Regions from separate parts of the Homo sapiens genome. Here region 2 is linked to region 1. A link is an interaction called in ENCODE POLR2A ChIA-PET data of the cell type or tissue named here. Cell type or tissue: GM12878. All regions are shown on one strand.

Region 1 (5,000 bases):
TTACTTTTTTAAGTGTAGGCACATAAAATATATATTAATATAACGGTAAATTAGTATGCATTTATTTACTTTTGACTTAAAAATAAGAGTATATTTTCTCTTTACATGTTCATAAAATATTTGGCATATATTAGTGTACAAAACATCAGTAATTTTCCAACAACAGATATTGCACAAAATATCAAATCAAAATTCCTTAAAGTTGTACCAAAATATGCATTTTTAAAACTTCAGTCTCATTAGTTTCTTTGGATCTTTCGTTAGCATTTAATATATAAAATTTCAAACACTCAACTCTCAATTTTCTCCTTAGTAACAGAACCTCCAATTTTTGGCTACACAGATGGCCAACTAGAATAAGGACTCCCCTTGCACCTAGGTTAGACATGTGACTACATTCAAGCCAATGAGATGTGACATGTACCTGTCCTTCAAGAGAAGAGATATCCCTTTCCTTGTAGTTTTCTTTTTCCTGCTGCCACAGCAATGAATTGGAGCATAAGTAGCTGTCCTGGGCTCTGGAGCATCAGCTAAGGATGGCTGAGCAACGCAGCAGATAATCCTGGGAACCTGATGGTACTGAGACCTCTCTGGTTACGTTTGTTGGGAGCCGTTTCTGGTCAGTGATAGAAAAATAAACCCAAACTGGGTTGTGTGGAAGTGGAAGTGGTTGACAAGAAGCAACAGAAAGGAGTACAGGCTACTCTTTCTAAAAGCTTCACAGTGAAGCAAGGAAAATGTGGAGCAGCAGTTTGTGGGAAATTAAGACTGGGAGAGGGACAACCCTTTCTGGGGGCATTCCAGAAGAATCTGGAATGTTTATAGTCTGAGTTCAAGAGAGAATTACCTGGGAAGAGAGAGAAAAATTGAAAAAACTGTTGGAACAAAATCTAAGAAGGGCTAGGAGGGAATAGAATCAAAAGCAAATGGGGAAGAGACTAATCTCCTGTGGCAGAAGGGAAGAATAGAGATAAAGACACATTTGGCTTAATACCTAGGTGATGGGTTGATCTGTGCAGCAAATCACCATGACACTTGTTTACCTATGTAACAAACCTGCACATCCTGCACATGTACCCCAGAACTTAAAAACAGAAGTTGAAGAAAAAAAAGACACATTTTAAAGTTCAGGGTAAGTGAATTAAGGATGCAGTAGTCTCCATTTTTTCCCCAAAACTTGTGAAACAAAGCAAGTCTTAAGAATGAAGAAAGTAGTCAAGGTTTGAATAATCCTTGAGGGATTTGAAAGACAAGCAAACAGCAGAAAAGAAAAAAAAAAAAACATTCTTGAGCATTCCCGAGGTCTCACCTGAAGGCCATAGAATTTGTCATTTCCCAGTGAGCAAAGCAAAATGACTTCCTTCAGCAGTGCTTCACAGCTTAGAAATCAGAGTCGGTAAGAATGAGTCATTAGGCTGTTGTAGAATAGACTATTTGCAAGGCTTATACAGCAGTAGATCAAAGGGTTGGTGGAAATGTGTGTGTTGATGATAGTGTGGTGGAAACAATAAACCATGAAATCCAAACAAGTTAGGAAATACATTGAAATAAGAAGGGACTGAGAGTCTGATTCAATAGAGACAAGGGAAGGAGATTAGGCTTGGGCACGCTGACAGTGAGCAGAGCAGGCATGAAGACATGGCGGTGACAATGGAAAGAGGGAACCTGGTGGTTCGCACAGGAAAGGTCACGGCAGAATACGGGAAGTCAGAGGTGGAGCGGAGAGGCCAAGGGGTGGCTGCAAATGAAGTTACAGCAGAGAGGGGGGACAGCGGTCAGAGCAGAGGGGATCAAATGACCGTGAACCTGAGAAGTGAAGTGCCTCATCCAAATGAAAGTTGAAATCACCCTTGGTTTTGGAAGGAAAAGGCTTAGAAAAGAAAATGGATCCAGAGTCCAGCCTTGTTCCAGAGGCTATGGCTATCAACTCAAAACTCATAACATGGAGACAAGCAGTCACTGGAAATAAGAGAGCAGCCCAACCAGCTAAAGAGATGCTTCTTATCAGTATCACCCAGGACTTTCCATAAATGTAAAACCCACAAAATGCGCACTGTTAGGTCTGCTTTAAAGTAATTTTTAGAAAAATATTTTATTACTATTAAATCACTGTGAGTGAGATACGTTGAGTTCTTACTGTTATTATTGTTTTCCTAATAATCATATCTTAGTAGTTACGACAGAACTATGCAAGATCAAGGTAGTATTGATTTTTTACTTTTTCTCTTGTTCCAGTAGAGGGCACTCAAAGCTCAAATAAATGCATGCAATCATTTTTACAGCACTTGTTGTTTTATATAATTAAAACTCATCTTTAAATGAAAAAGAGAACGTCTAATTTAATAAAACTTAATTACTAGTCATGCAAGTAAATTTTACTAAAATGAGATGAGATCTTGTAAGTGTCTAAATGAGGACATGCCTCCCCAGACACAGTTCTTTCATTTTCACTCAGCACACACTGAAAGCGGAAAGGAAATTCTCTTGTCTAAGAAGCAAGTTGGGCTTTCGAAACACCAAGTCTGCCACAGACACCTGATCCTCAAGTTCTATTTTCATTCCTATCTGGTCTTCATTGATAAGTGTTTTCAATAAACTGGAAAATAATCCTGTGGGCTACTGGACAAATATCCTTCAATGGAGAACATCTAAGAGTTAATAAGACAGAAATGACATTGGAACTAGAGGAGCCACCCTCTGAAACATGTACAACCAATGAATGAGATGGTTAATACTGAGGTTGCTGCCACTGCACAGTCCACAAGAAGTTCTCAGGAAAGTTTCAAGAAGACCTTATGTTTTAGAGAGTTAAGAAAATGCAAGTATTATTACTGCTTGAGGGAAGACTATCTTCCAAGCACAAGATTAATTCTGTGTGGCTTTGGTTGCCATGTGGCAGAATGACAGTGGAAGATTTCAACAGTGGTGACGTTGCTGTCCTCCTAGAGGAACTAGGCCCTGGGGTCAAATGATTCTACTGCTGACGTCTTTGCCATGATGGGGCTGCTATGATCCAAACATGGCAGCTTTTCCAGACACAGAGGACGTTTCAGTTTGGATTTATTTTTTTATGTTGGAGTAATGATTCTTTGCGGGGAGCAAATGGGAATCATACCAGCATCCTTCAATAATGGTGATGCATCAACATGAATTCACCTGTTCGGTAGGGTTCAGGATGCTACAGGGGGGAGAAGACTGTCTCCAAAAAACTCTTTTTGGCAAGGATGGTAGCCCTGGCATTATAAAGAGTATGTTATGACTTATTTATAACAGATTTTTTTAAATAACTAGTTGCAAGACTCTGAAACATTATGATTTAAGAACTCCCTTTATCTGCACCTCACGCTGACTAAACACACAGTCCTCCCCGCACTCAGAAACCAAGTCCGTTCTCCTCAGGAATAGTGCAGCGCTGGGATTCTCCTGTCATATCAGAGATACATCAACCCTGTTACACTCAGGATGCAAAGGCCAAAGTCTAAGAAGCTATGCAATATTGAGTTTTTTTTTTTTTTTTTAAAAAGCACTTTCCCTTTTTCCTAATAACATGGCAGTACAAGATAAGGGATTTAGAATTGAAGACCCTGAGGGTGTCCACACATCAATAATGAAAATCAAAGTACTTTAAGACTGTAGGTTAAATATAGAATATTTATGGGTTGGTGTTATTGTTGGCCATATCTAGCCTTGCCATCTATCGTTAAAAGACCAGGCAGCCGCTGTCTCATTGTTTATTCTTCTTCTCAGCTCTCTGACAGTGGCTTGGTTTATAGTTGTAGGCAATAAATTACAAGGTTGAGTCTAGTTTCTAACCTTGTGGCTAAAGAGTTCCCATTACCCGGTTAGGCAAGCTAAATGTTTTATTTAAAATGACATCCATAATCACTATAAGAAAATCACTCAAATGAGAGTGAATGCTGATGGCCTTAACATGAACAAGCAATTCCGTATACAACAGTGTGGTAGAGTGGCAAACATACATACAGTAGTGCAGCCAGAAGGTCTGCCTTCTATAATTTAGGCAAGTATTTCTTCCCTATGAGTCTCAGTTACTCCTTCTTCACCCAAACCAAATAATATCTAGACTCTGTGCCTATAGGGATGATTTTTGTATCGCCTAGGATGCATTCTGCTGCAAGCAACAACAACAAAAAAAAACCTAGCTAAAAGTGGCTTAATAAATAAAGGTGCATCTGATCTTACCCAACAGGAAGTCTAGGCACCAGGAAATTCCAGGGAAGTTCAGTAAGGAGCTCAGTGATGTCAACCATCTCTGCAATCATCTTGGCTTTTGCTTCCAGATCACAAGATGGCTGTTCCCAGTATCATATCCTCACACAGTGACATTTAGAGACAGAAAAATTGGTATTTTTCTTATTTTCATTTTCTTAAGGGCTGGAAACACTACTCCAGAAGTTCCAGACTTCACCTCATTGGCCAGAATTGTGCAAACTGCCCATTCCTGGGTGAACCACTTGTCTAGGATATAGAATTACCATAGTTAGCCTGGATCAATCAACATTCTCCCCCTGTGGCAGGAAAGAGTTCCAGACTGCCCTGCCATACAAGGTGAGCATGAACAAAATCAGGGTTCAGTGAGGAAAGGGTGGTGGCAGGTGGCTGTGGTTCCTTCCCAATCTCTATTTGCATGGAAACATATACACAGATATACTCATTCATACCCCTAATGACAAGTGTTTCTATCTAACTAACACAGTTCCATCAGGTAAACTCTGCCCTCTTTGCTGCACAGTTTGGAAACTGTCCTTTTTAGAACATATTCGCAGTTTGGTCAAAATACTTAGGAGCACATACAAGGCCCCACATGTTAAATTCCTCAAGCAGGATCTACTAAGCCTGCTTTACTTTATTGAATCCCAATCCCTGTAATTAATGACATTCCGTGATATCAATTATGGGGAGAGTTGAACTATCATCACTGCTAGAGCCTCGCTAAGTGGCGATGGCATAGGAAGGGAGAGGAACATAGGGTTGCTTCT
Region 2 (5,000 bases), 99 kb before region 1:
TGACTCATTGCCACCAACTCTGAGTAAGACTTTTGACCTTTCGATGTCTTAGCTAATGAATCCAAAAGGAAAGATGCAGTGGGGAAAAAGTAATTCGGTCAAATTGGCCATGAGGTCTCCTAGGGAAATACAGGATGATAACGGGACTAAGATTTCCTGTGACCTTCTGTGGCTTCTTTAGTCTGGGAAGTCATTATCATCACAGCAGGCAACCCTGTCATTTTTGCTTTGTGGTAACAAGGAAAAAGCCTTTGATGTGTAAATGTGGGATCACTGTGTGAGTTAAGAAAAGAACAGTCATCTCATCCCCTCCACACCAGCTCCAGGTTTTTCCAGAACAAATGGCAGAGAGGTTTCCATAAGATCAGCTTTTTAAAAAATCAACTTTATTTTACGCATTTTAAGCTCCTAGCTTGAAGAATTTCAACCAACTCATACACCTGCATAACTGCTGACACAATTAAAATATAGACTATATTCTTCACCCCCAAAAGTTTCTTTGGGTCCCTTACCAGAAAATCTCCCTCCATTCCCAGCCCCAGTCAACCACTAATCTTTTTATCACTGTAGACTCGATTTGTCTCTTCTAGAGTTTTGTATACATACAGCCACATAACATCTATTCTTTGATATCTGGTTTTCTTTAACTCAGCATACTGATTTTGCGATTCATCTATGTAGTTTCATATATCAGTAGTTTCTGCCTTTTTATGGCTGAATGGTATTCCATTGTATAATTGTATGACCATATGTTTATCTATTCACCTGTCAATGGACATTTGAGCTATTTCTAGTTTGAGACTCTTATGAATAAAGCCATTACAAAAACTTATGTACCAATCTTTGTGTGGGCATACATTTTTATTTCTCTTGAGTAAATATCTCAGAAAGGAACTGCTGGTATTTGTGTTAGGTGTTTGGTCAACTCCAGAAGACTGCCAAAGAGTTTTTTCTAAGTGGCAGCACCATTTTATATATTCACTAGTAGTGTATGAGGATTACAATTTCTCCCTATCTTCCCCAACACTTGCTATTATCTTTCTTTTTAATTTTACCCATCCTTAGGCATATGTAATGATATCTCATTGTGGTTTTACTTTGCATTTCCCTAATGACTAAGGATGTTCAACACTTTTTCGAGTGCTTATCAGGCATTTGATTACCTGCAGTATCAGTTTTAGAAACAGAACCTTTTTATTAACAAGGGAAGAAATTGTCTACTGTGTGCTGTCTGTGGCCCCCTACCTTCCGGCAGAGGAAGAAGAGGCTCCACCACTCCACTGACTGGTGCTGAGAATGACCCAAGGTTTATACCAAGGAAACAGTCCATACGTTGCCATCATTTCCTCCCATGAGGGATGACAGCAAGGCCTCACCTCTGCTACATCGTTTCCTTACAACTCACTTTTCCTTCAAGGTCACTTGTGGCCTTTTTAGCAACCTTTTTTTCTTTCTCTCCTTCAAGCTTCCCTTAGTATTTTACCTGGATTCACTTGTAAATATCTTTTTTTGTAAAAGCAACTCCCCAAGATCTCCTCTGGTTGATCCATTCACCACAGTCTCCATCTCTAAGATGGTTCTTCCTCTGATGACAGCCATCAAAGCCTCCAGTTGTGGCTGAGGTGAAGTGCTACCCACATTCCCTTATTTGGATCCAACCTTTATTTCCCCAGCTGGTGGAGACATTGCCTGCTGACGGCTCACAATTTAGTCTCTACTCTGGAACTGCCATCAGGTGAAAGGAGCGACCTTGTCCTATGATGTGTTACCTCTTAGAGGGTTGCTACATGCAATACAGGAATGAAGGATTCATACAGAGATAAAAAGTTTCACCCTTCTTTCCACACTTCAGACATCTTTGAGGTGCTGTATTAGCTTCAGACTTCCTGTTGAATCAGCTGAGGCCAAGGTTGCAAATGCATTGGAGTTCACTTTATCCCTCAGCCCAGTCCTGTTTCCATCTGCTTACAAATCTCTGTCTCAGAGAGGGTTTTTCCGGGTGTGAAAATTTCCAGGGGCAGCAATAACAAATTACTACAAACTGGGTGGCTTAAGACAACAGAAACATATTCGCTCATAAATGCAAAAGGCCAGAAATCTGGAATCAAGGTGTTGGCAGGGTCCAATCCTTTCGGAGACTCTGAGGCAGAATCCCTTGCTGACCTCTTTTCTGACTTCTGATGTTTATCAGCAATTATCAGCCTTCCCCGCTTGGCTTGTAGACACATCACTCCAGTCTCTGCTCCTGTCTTCACATCACCTCCTCCTCTGTGTGTTTCTTAAAAGGACACTTGTCAATGAATTTTGGGCCCACGTGGGTAATCCAGGATTATCTTATCTCAAGACCTTTAACTTAATGACATTGGCAAGACCCTTTTTGCAAGTAAGGCCATGTTCACAAGTTCTGGGCAGACAGATCTGTTTTTTTGTTTTTGTTTTTGTTGTTGTTGTTTTTTTTTGTTTGTTTGGGTTTTGTTTGTTTGTTTGTTTGTTTTTTGCAAAGAAGCCATTATTCAACTCACTATTCTAGGAAACTGAGCTAGTACAGTTGTTTGTAGGGGCCTAGGGAGTGTATTTCAAAATGGAGTTTGGGAGCTGGATTAACCACCAGCTGGCCGGCAAGGAAGATCCCATCACTAGGGGTGAAAGGAGTACTGAATGCCCCTAGGGTGCAGTGGGGGGAGGCAATTGTTTAAACTTTCACTGTAGTGAACTGGGATGGGAAAGAAATACACTGGCAGGAACCTCAGAAGTTCAAGTAAAGTAGTAAGGATAAGGACTGTGGGGCCCAGTAGATATTATCTTGGGAAAAGACAATGAAAGCCTGGGAGTGATTAATCACCAATTTAAAGTGAAATGTGAAAACCAAAGGGCCTCACCTCACTGGCAGCATACAAAAGGCTCTCATTTCTGCAGATAGAGGGCAGAAAAATCCTAGAATCAGTCCCAGGACTTTGTTAAAAGAGTAGCAGACCTCCGGAGGAGACTGGCTCCTTAACCTTAGCAAGTCAGCTACGTTCAGGGTAGAGCCCTCATGGGGAAGGACTGGGACCCTAAAATTCAGGATGGCATGTTCAAGTTGATGCATTCAAAGTATTGAGTTCCTTCAGAGTCCCCTGACACTCTGGGCCTGCAGAAATGGCCACTCCTCCTGTAAAAGTCTGAACCTTCTCCTCTCACTTGAAGGTAATGTAGAGGACTCTGCCTGAAATATCGTGCTTCCTTTTTTTTTTGAGTCTGCTCCCTGCCCCTACCTCCCTTCCTGGCCACCAGATCAATCACTGGGCTCACATCACAATGTGGGGAAGTGCTGGATCTGCCAAAGGAGGAAGGGGTTAGAGCCCCGGGGAGCTGCAGGTCTAGTCCACAGGTCCCAGAAGGAGGCTGGAGAGCATGTGTGAGCTGGATCTGAGGGTGCTGGCTTAAAGGAGTATAGCATAAATCTGGGTATGATGGGAGTTCCTTAATATGGAAGCACTCTCCTGTGACGTAGGAGCTCTGTCCTGGCAGGACCCTAAGAGGCAATTCTAACTCATTACTGTGATGGCTTCTGAGGCTTGGAGAAAGCAATGGTCCGCACCCAGTGAAGTAGAAATGCCACAGTCCTTTTGTTATACACATGTACAAAAGCATGAAAAAGCTCAGAGAAATGAATGTGCTAGAATGGGGCCAGAAAACCCAGCCATCCACTATTCTTCAGGAGGACCTAGAGATCCTCATTTCCCAAAAAAGTAAGGAATGTGCTGGTGAGATTGGCACAGCATCATTAAGAAGCACCAGTAGGAGGTGCTATTTCAGAACTGTTAACAACGGGAATGTTAGGACCCTGAAATAATAAAAGACTTTGGTAAATTTTGATGGTCGAAAGCAATGTGGCTGCTTGACATCCTCATGACATGGAAGCTGGCTTCCCACAGAGAAGACAATTCAGGAGGGAGTGAGAGCACGCCAAGCACAAGCTACCCTGTTAGTGACCTATCCTTGGCTGCACTTCCACAACAGCCTATTTGTTAGAAGTGAGTCGTAAGTTTGGTCCACATGCAAAAGGAGGAAAAATTGGGACCACCTTTTGAAAGGAAACACATCAAAGCATTTGTAAACATATTTTAACACAGCCTAAGGGAAATTCCTAAGGGAAATTTGTGATTCTTATCAGTGCAACTGATAAGGTTTCTAAGTCGTGGTTCCCAAACAGAAACGTATTCACCAGGGGACACTGGACTCTAAGCTTTAGCTGTTGTTCAATCACTGTGGGCCCCTGTGTCAAGAGACCAATGGGCAAAGGAGGGAGTTGGCATCCTAGCTGGGGGATGTCAGCCCAATTATTAGGTGGGGAAAGAGCTGCTGTTACCTAATGGAGGTAGAGCACATTTGGCACCAACACGACCCACTGGGGGCATTTCGTGATATCCTTCTGCCCTATTTTCTCAGTCAGTGAACATATGTAGCAATCATATGTTCTGAGAGTCTGAGAAATATCCAGGTAAGCCACCTAGACTAGAAAAGGTGCTAACCATGAGCAAAGGGAATCTAAAACAGACACGGAGGAGGAAGACAATGAGCTTGCAGCCAGGTAGTAGTACATTAATCCCACTAATCTTTCCCATTCATCTGTCTTGTGCAGTTTTCCCAAGAAAAGAGGGCATCAAGGATTCTGGAGGGGCTTTATCCAGTTGGGGTAAACTTGATGTCTGAAGAAAATGCATCCAGGTTGCACAGGGGTGGGCCATGTTGGATGCTGGGGCTCATCCCCAGACACATACTCTCTTCAGGATGGAGGCACTTCTTCTTCCAGCTGCTGGATGTTGCCTGCTGGTGGCTCATGGCTGAGTCCTTCTCCAGAGAAGGCCCTTAGTTAAGAGAACAGGCTCATCCAAGGCTATTACTTCCCTCCCTTGGGACAGCCTACTTTCAACTCACTGGATGTGAAGGTACGAAGCCCAGCCCCCTTACTTCAATTTGGGACATTTATGAAGAGCCATCCTGGCTCCAGAGCCTTC

What was found. Peaks named below come from ENCODE experiments on the same cell type or tissue, not always from the same donor. Only the 100,000 strongest peaks of a DNase experiment are listed, where the experiment ranks them.
Region 2: POLR2A ChIA-PET joins it to region 1 with 5 read pairs; 2 of 35 experiments call an interaction of 5 or more read pairs at or near these places.

What each region holds. Positions count from the first base shown.
Region 1 is chr7:41,729,615-41,734,614 of GRCh38, reverse strand. The region is part of intron 2 of INHBA-AS1 (INHBA antisense RNA 1); the gene reads right to left. Among named protein-coding and RNA genes, the nearest start is that of INHBA, 29 kb to the right of the region's middle. In GM12878, no CTCF peak of the experiment used is centred here; a DNase peak (open chromatin) is centred at 2,464.
Region 2 is chr7:41,828,254-41,833,253 of GRCh38, reverse strand. No RefSeq gene overlaps it. Among named protein-coding and RNA genes, the nearest start is that of INHBA, 130 kb to the right of the region's middle. In GM12878, no CTCF peak of the experiment used is centred here; no DNase peak of the experiment used is centred here.